Linked DNA regions of Mus musculus: region 1 is linked to region 2. A link is a loop called in an ENCODE intact Hi-C map of the cell type or tissue named here. Cell type or tissue: heart. All regions are shown on one strand. Each heading gives the region's core, and the rest is flanking DNA. Links, peaks and the distances in the headings are about the cores only.

Region 1 (2,918 bases), core at 254-2,753, 120 kb after region 2:
ATAATGTTGAGGTAAAACAGACCAGGGCCTCAAAGTAGATTGTTCATGTAAGAATTGCCTGGATCCTCAGGACAACTTTGTGAATTCGTATCATGAAGACCCACAGTTTGTGAGTCAGGATCTAGAGACACATAGCTTCACAGTCCTGAGCTTCTAAGCTGTGGAGTTAGAGGTCGAAACTCAGTATCTATGCTGAAGATGATAGAGACAGTGTGTCATGGTTCCCACTCCCTCCTAGCCCAGAGGGCTCCAGGAGGGCTCAGTGTAAAACATGTTCCCAATGGGTCAGTTTTTAGCAGTATCCTTGGGTGTTGATATTACAGCTCTGCACAATGCCTTTTCTGAATGGCCAGGTTATGGTGTTTGAGGCCAGGAGCCATGTTTCCATATGTATTCATACTCTGCCAATGCCCAGCTAGGCCTGTTAAGTATCTTTAAATGAACGGATTGCTCAAACTTTTCCTGTAGTTCACCATGTGTCTCTTTAGGGATCTAAGGCTTACAAGGCCCCACACAATCCCATCAAGACACCCTTAGTGTTATAGAGCCCTATTTTGTAATTTTTATTTTAGATCTTCTTTTAGAAGTTGTTTGTAGTATTTGAAGAATTTAATCTACTTTTGTTTACAAATTTTAAACCATAGAGTAAGGACTAAAATTAGCAACCTGTGTGCTGCCATACACATGAACAGTTTGTCCTATCTCATTCTGGGTAATCAGAGATGTTTAGAAAAGAGACTGAAAAGAACACTTAGTGTGTAGTTTTCTACAGGTACTTGCTGGGTGCTTTGTAAATCCTTGTCAATTTGATCTCTAACACTATCATACAAGATGTTATTATCATGGGGCTGGAGGGGTGGCACAGCAGTTAAGAACACTTGACACTTTTGCAGAGGACTCATGTTGGATGGCTCACAACTGCCTGTAACTGCAGCTCCAGGAGACCTGATGCTTTCTTCTAGGTTCTGTGAGCAGCCATACACACATGCATATAAATTAATAACCTTTTAAAAAGAGGTATAATCTTGATTTAAGAGAATAAATTTTTGTCTGAGAAATTAGATTTGGTCGAAAAATTATCATCTTAAGAAATTTTCGAGACAGTCTTATTAAGCCTCATTGTATAGTCCAGATGACTCTGGATTCCTTCTGTCTCCACCTCCCCAGTGCTGGGATTACAGGTATGTGCCACCATCTTTAGCCAAAGGTAGCATCTTTCCCAGCTCTCAAATTCAGGTTTATGGAATAAGATTCCATTTGCTGCTATTATGTTCTGGGACTTTGTCTCCTTTCCCTTCCATATTACCCACAAGGCTTTGCAGGTCTTGTCATACAATCAGTATTGTATGTGTACAATATTTCCCACATGGAATGCCAGCAGATTGTCTACGGACACAGGCTGGGCTTGCAAGATGTATTACATTCTGAACTGCAGAACTGCTAAGCAATCCCCTGACAGAGGTCATTTGTGGTGCTTTGGAGCGCTGTGTGAAGGCTTGTGGAGGTGTTTCCTGATTTGATTTTTTTTTTTTTTTTTTTTTTTTTTTTTTTTTTGGCCAACAGGATTATATGCCACAATCATCTCTGGCGGTGTTTACCCTGTCTTTCTACAAGCTAGTTTGGTAATTTCTGTCAGACATAAGCCAACATTTTATCCCATTTGATTCTGAGTTTCTTCAATGAATTCATAATAGTGAAAACTTTTTATTATTGAAATCATCCACACACAGGCCAGAGTGCTGTTGAAGAGGCCCAGCATTGGCTTCATTCCCAGCCTCTGGTGTTGAAGAATTGATGGGGGAAGGAAGGCCAAGCTCCCCATCTGTTTTCCACAGAGTCCATTTGTTCCACATCCTGTGATAACAGTATACCCACTTGAGATGAGCAAAGAATTCAAATGGAAGAGAAAGTGAAGAGAAGGGTGGGGACCATAGCAAAATGGTACGCTTCCCTACCTATGTGCCTATTTACATAATTGTGTTGTTATAACATTTCCTGTACTTTTCTGTAAGTTGATGCTGCCCTAATTACAGACTTTCAAGGGAACAGTTCATTGTACCCCAAATTACAGAGTGCTTTTAAAAGGTACCTTCTTACTGGCTTACCAACTACCTTATAAACTCGTAATTACATAAAACAATTCAGGGTAAAGAATGGAAACAGCTTGTACTGTTAACAGATGTTGGTATTGTTACAAAATTAAGCACAGCACTTTCAAAGATCTATAATATTTTTCTTGTATAAAAAGAAAACCCTGGTTCATTATAGTCATAATGTGTCACATAGACTCCTGATCAAACAGAAGGCACATGCCCTGATTTGGGATTCTGTGAAATACACTGCAGCAGACTTGCCCTTGTGGGTGGGAAAGTACCACTTATTTTAGCACAGTGCCTTTGTGGACTGTGCACCTATTTGTTAGACAGCATGTGGGCACCTGGGCCCCTTTATTCTTGGTGCACCTGCATGTGGGGCCCCCTAGTACTGCACACTAGGGGTGTCTCTGTCCTTGGCGCTCCTCACAGAGGTTCCTTTCCTTTCCCATTTTGGGTGTGAAGACAGTGAGTGATTTCAGGAGCCAGAAAAGCTGCCTCACAGGAGCTCAGCAGAAAAGTAAGTTCCCTTTGGTGAGAGTGCTCTGGATCTAAGGCTTAGTCTCCTCAATATGCTTTTCAGCACAGTTGTTAAGGGTGAAAGTTGTTTGTTTCAAGACAGTGGAAATGAATGGAAGCCTGTGATTACAAAAACAAAAGAGAAAAAGACTTGAGTTTTATATTGTGGATGGACATCTCTAAATAGGTCTCTCCAGAGGGAACTGCCTTTTTACCTCAAATCAGAGATACTTTGAAGCTATCACTCGACTCATTCTGCCAGAGATATTATTTTTTCATTATGTATGTTGTCTCTGTGTGTGTGTA
Region 2 (2,918 bases), core at 258-2,757:
AGTTGCACAGAAACAAGTTGAAGGATGGGAAATAGAGAAGAGGCCAAGGAGGCGTCAGACCTGTGGTCCACCAAAGATGTCAACAAGGGATAGGGAATACTGGACAAAAAGCAATGTAAAGAACCAGAGCACCCTGGTTCAAAGCATTGAAGCAGCGGCAGAAGAAGGAAAACTGAGCTGTGTCCATTTCAATGGTGTCATGAAGACAAGATGGAATATTGAAGTTGAGATAGGAGGAGTGTGCATGAGTGACTCATAAGAAAGGTGAGTTGGGTGTGAAAGAACACACATCTTAGTGCTCAGGTAGGACTCAGGTGGGGCTTTCTTAAGGTGAATAGTGGGGCCACAAGGAAGAAATGTTTGAAGATTAAGAGGTGGGGAGAGGTTGGAGGAGGTGGAGGTGGAAATGGAAGTGAGGGAAAATATCAGTCTATCCTCCTCTGGAGGCTGCTCTGATGGAGAGGACTAAAAGGAGGAGCGTGGTGGCCATGAAGTGCTGCTTGACACTGGAGAGAAATGACTTCCACAAAAGAGGCTGAGGTGCAACATCTTCTGAGCTTCTAGTTCAGGAGTGTGTGCAGCATGAGTTGTGTGCTTAGATCTTGGACAGGAGGTTGGTCCATGTGCCAGAGGACAGGTGTGTGTGTGTGTGTGGGGGGGGGGGGTAAACACAGCACAACCTGACAGCAATTTAAGGCTATGGGTTTCTATTTTATTCTAAAGTTATTTATCATTTTGGTCATCTCTTATATGCAAAATATATTAGGTATGTTGTAGAGAATGATACTGACCAACAAAAACAGTGTTCAAATTAATATGTTGTAAAGATGGCATGTTTTGATTACTGTTGTATTTTTAGTAAACTTACTTGGTTGCTGTGGGTAATTCAGGACCTCACACATGCTGTGGAAATCAGTGTCACTAAGCTATCCTGTCAAGTTTTGAAAAATATTTACATTGAAAAGTATATGGATCTTTCATATTTAATTAAAATTTCAACATTGTTATTAGCAAAGTTTATTAGGGCCTAATAGGTTAACTTCTGACAGTGTATTTTACCTTACCGTGGTGAGATGAATTTAGTTATTTTATACTTACTTTGTGTGTGTGTGTGTGTGTGTGTGTGTGTGTGTGTGTGTGTGTATGCCTGTCTGCCTGCCTGCCTGTCTGTCTCTGTATATATCCCACAGTGGTGGTATGGGAGCCAGAAGACAATTTTTAGAAGTGAGTTTCCTCTTTCTATGTAGGTTCTGGGATCAGACTCAGGTGGCTATGCCTGGCCACAGCAAGCACCTGGAGAGTCATCTTTCATCCCCTTCAAATGCATTTTTACAGAGTATCATGTAATCACTTTTGAAGACAAACTCCAAAATGAAATATGTTTAGAATTATAAAATGCTTAAATAACTTTAGGTTACTGAAAGGGTATGGTGAGCACACTTGTCAGGAATGGAGAGATGCCCAGTAGTTAAGAGCACATACTGCTCTTAGAGAAGACTGGAGGCTATTTCCAGCACCCACATTAGGCCGCTCACAACCACTTGCTAACTCCAGCTCTAGAGTATCTGCTGGCCTCTGCTGGCCTTGCAGGGCAACTGCACTCATGTATACATCTCTTTATACAGATATACACTCACACACATTATTGGGAAAAAAAAAAAAACAACCCACAACCCTATATTCTTTGTGTGCTAGATAGTTTTATGTCAATTTGATACAAACTAAACTCATTTGAAAAGTAGGAAACCCCAATGAAGAAAATATCCATAAGATCTAAACCCATAGGTAATTTTCTTAATTAGTGATTGATGGGGGAGGACCCAGCCCATTGTGGGTGGGCTAGTGGTTCTGGGTTCTATGAGAAAGTAGCCTGAACAAGCCAGTAAGCAGCACCTCTCTATGGCCTTAGCATCAGCTCCTGCCTCCAGGATCCTGCCTTATTTGAGTTCCTGGCCTGACTTCCTTTGATGATGAACTGTGACATGGAAATGTAAGGCCAAACAAACCCTTTCATCCCCTCAACTTGCTTTTTGGTCATGGTGTTCTTCAAAACAATAGAAACCCTGACTGAGACAAGTTAGTACCAGGATTATGGGATATTGCTGTTACAGACATGACCATGTTGCATTTGGAAGGATTGTGGATGGACTTTGGAATTTAGGGCTAGAAAAGCCATTGAGTGTGGAGAGTTTAGTGGACTGTTCTATAGGAGCTTTGGAGACAAGAATGTTGAGAGCAGTGCATAAGATGGAAGCCTGGTTTGTGAAGTTTCAGAGGGAAGTTTAAAGACTCTGTTAGGGGCCACTTGCTATTTTGAATTAAGGTTTGGGGTTCTGATCAGCTGGGGCTGAGGAGTCAGCTGTTATCACCAAGAGACTAGCACTGCTGGTGTGAAATGTGTGCCTTACTGACATTGATGCTGGTCAGCTGGGACCTGAGAGATTAGCAATGATTAGGAATAGCCCAGCATCATCGGGGTGAAATCTTCTTGGAAGTGTTTCCTGAGATTCTGCAATAAGCTGTGTTTCAAGTGTGTCCTGGCTTCCTTTCAGTGATGGACAATGCTATGGAAGTGTAAGCCTAATAAACCCTTTCCTCCCAAGTTGCTTTTCATCATAGCAATAGTAACCCTAAGACATTTTGATATTTCAAATTTCTTCATACTCTAAACAATAAAAAGGACAAAGTAAATGTGTTAATCTAAAGGGTTTAAATGTGTATTTATGTGTTGTGAGCACATGTCTCTCATGGGACCCCTTGAGGGAGTTGGTCCTCTTCTTCCTACCTAGGAGGTCCTAGGGATTGAGCTCAGATCATCAGGTGTGGAATTAAGGATCTTTACTTGTTAAACTATCTCAGTGGCCTTGATGTTTTATGGTATTGGATTTTGTTTTTTAGAAAAAAAAAAACTAAAAGTT

The links. Peaks named below come from ENCODE experiments on the same cell type or tissue, not always from the same donor. Only the 100,000 strongest peaks of a DNase experiment are listed, where the experiment ranks them.
Region 1: a loop joins it to region 2, with 2.8 times the contacts of the local background. A loop is called at or near these places in 2 of 42 quality-filtered maps.

Annotation. Positions count from the first base shown.
Region 1 is chr14:122,866,292-122,869,209 of GRCm38, forward strand. The region is part of intron 21 of Pcca (propionyl-Coenzyme A carboxylase, alpha polypeptide); the gene reads left to right. Among named protein-coding and RNA genes, the nearest start is that of Gm46488, 43 kb to the right of the region's middle. In heart, for the core only: no CTCF peak of the experiment used is centred there; no DNase peak of the experiment used is centred there; H3K27ac peaks cover 101 bases.
Region 2 is chr14:122,750,173-122,753,090 of GRCm38, forward strand. The region is part of intron 19 of Pcca (propionyl-Coenzyme A carboxylase, alpha polypeptide); the gene reads left to right. It overlaps Gm46489 (a long non-coding RNA gene), which reads left to right. Exons shown (of 2, transcript XR_001781478.1): 2 at 1-2,909. Among named protein-coding and RNA genes, the nearest start is that of Gm46489, 2.6 kb to the left of the region's middle. In heart, for the core only: a CTCF peak has its summit at 1,593 (motif pointing left); no DNase peak of the experiment used is centred there.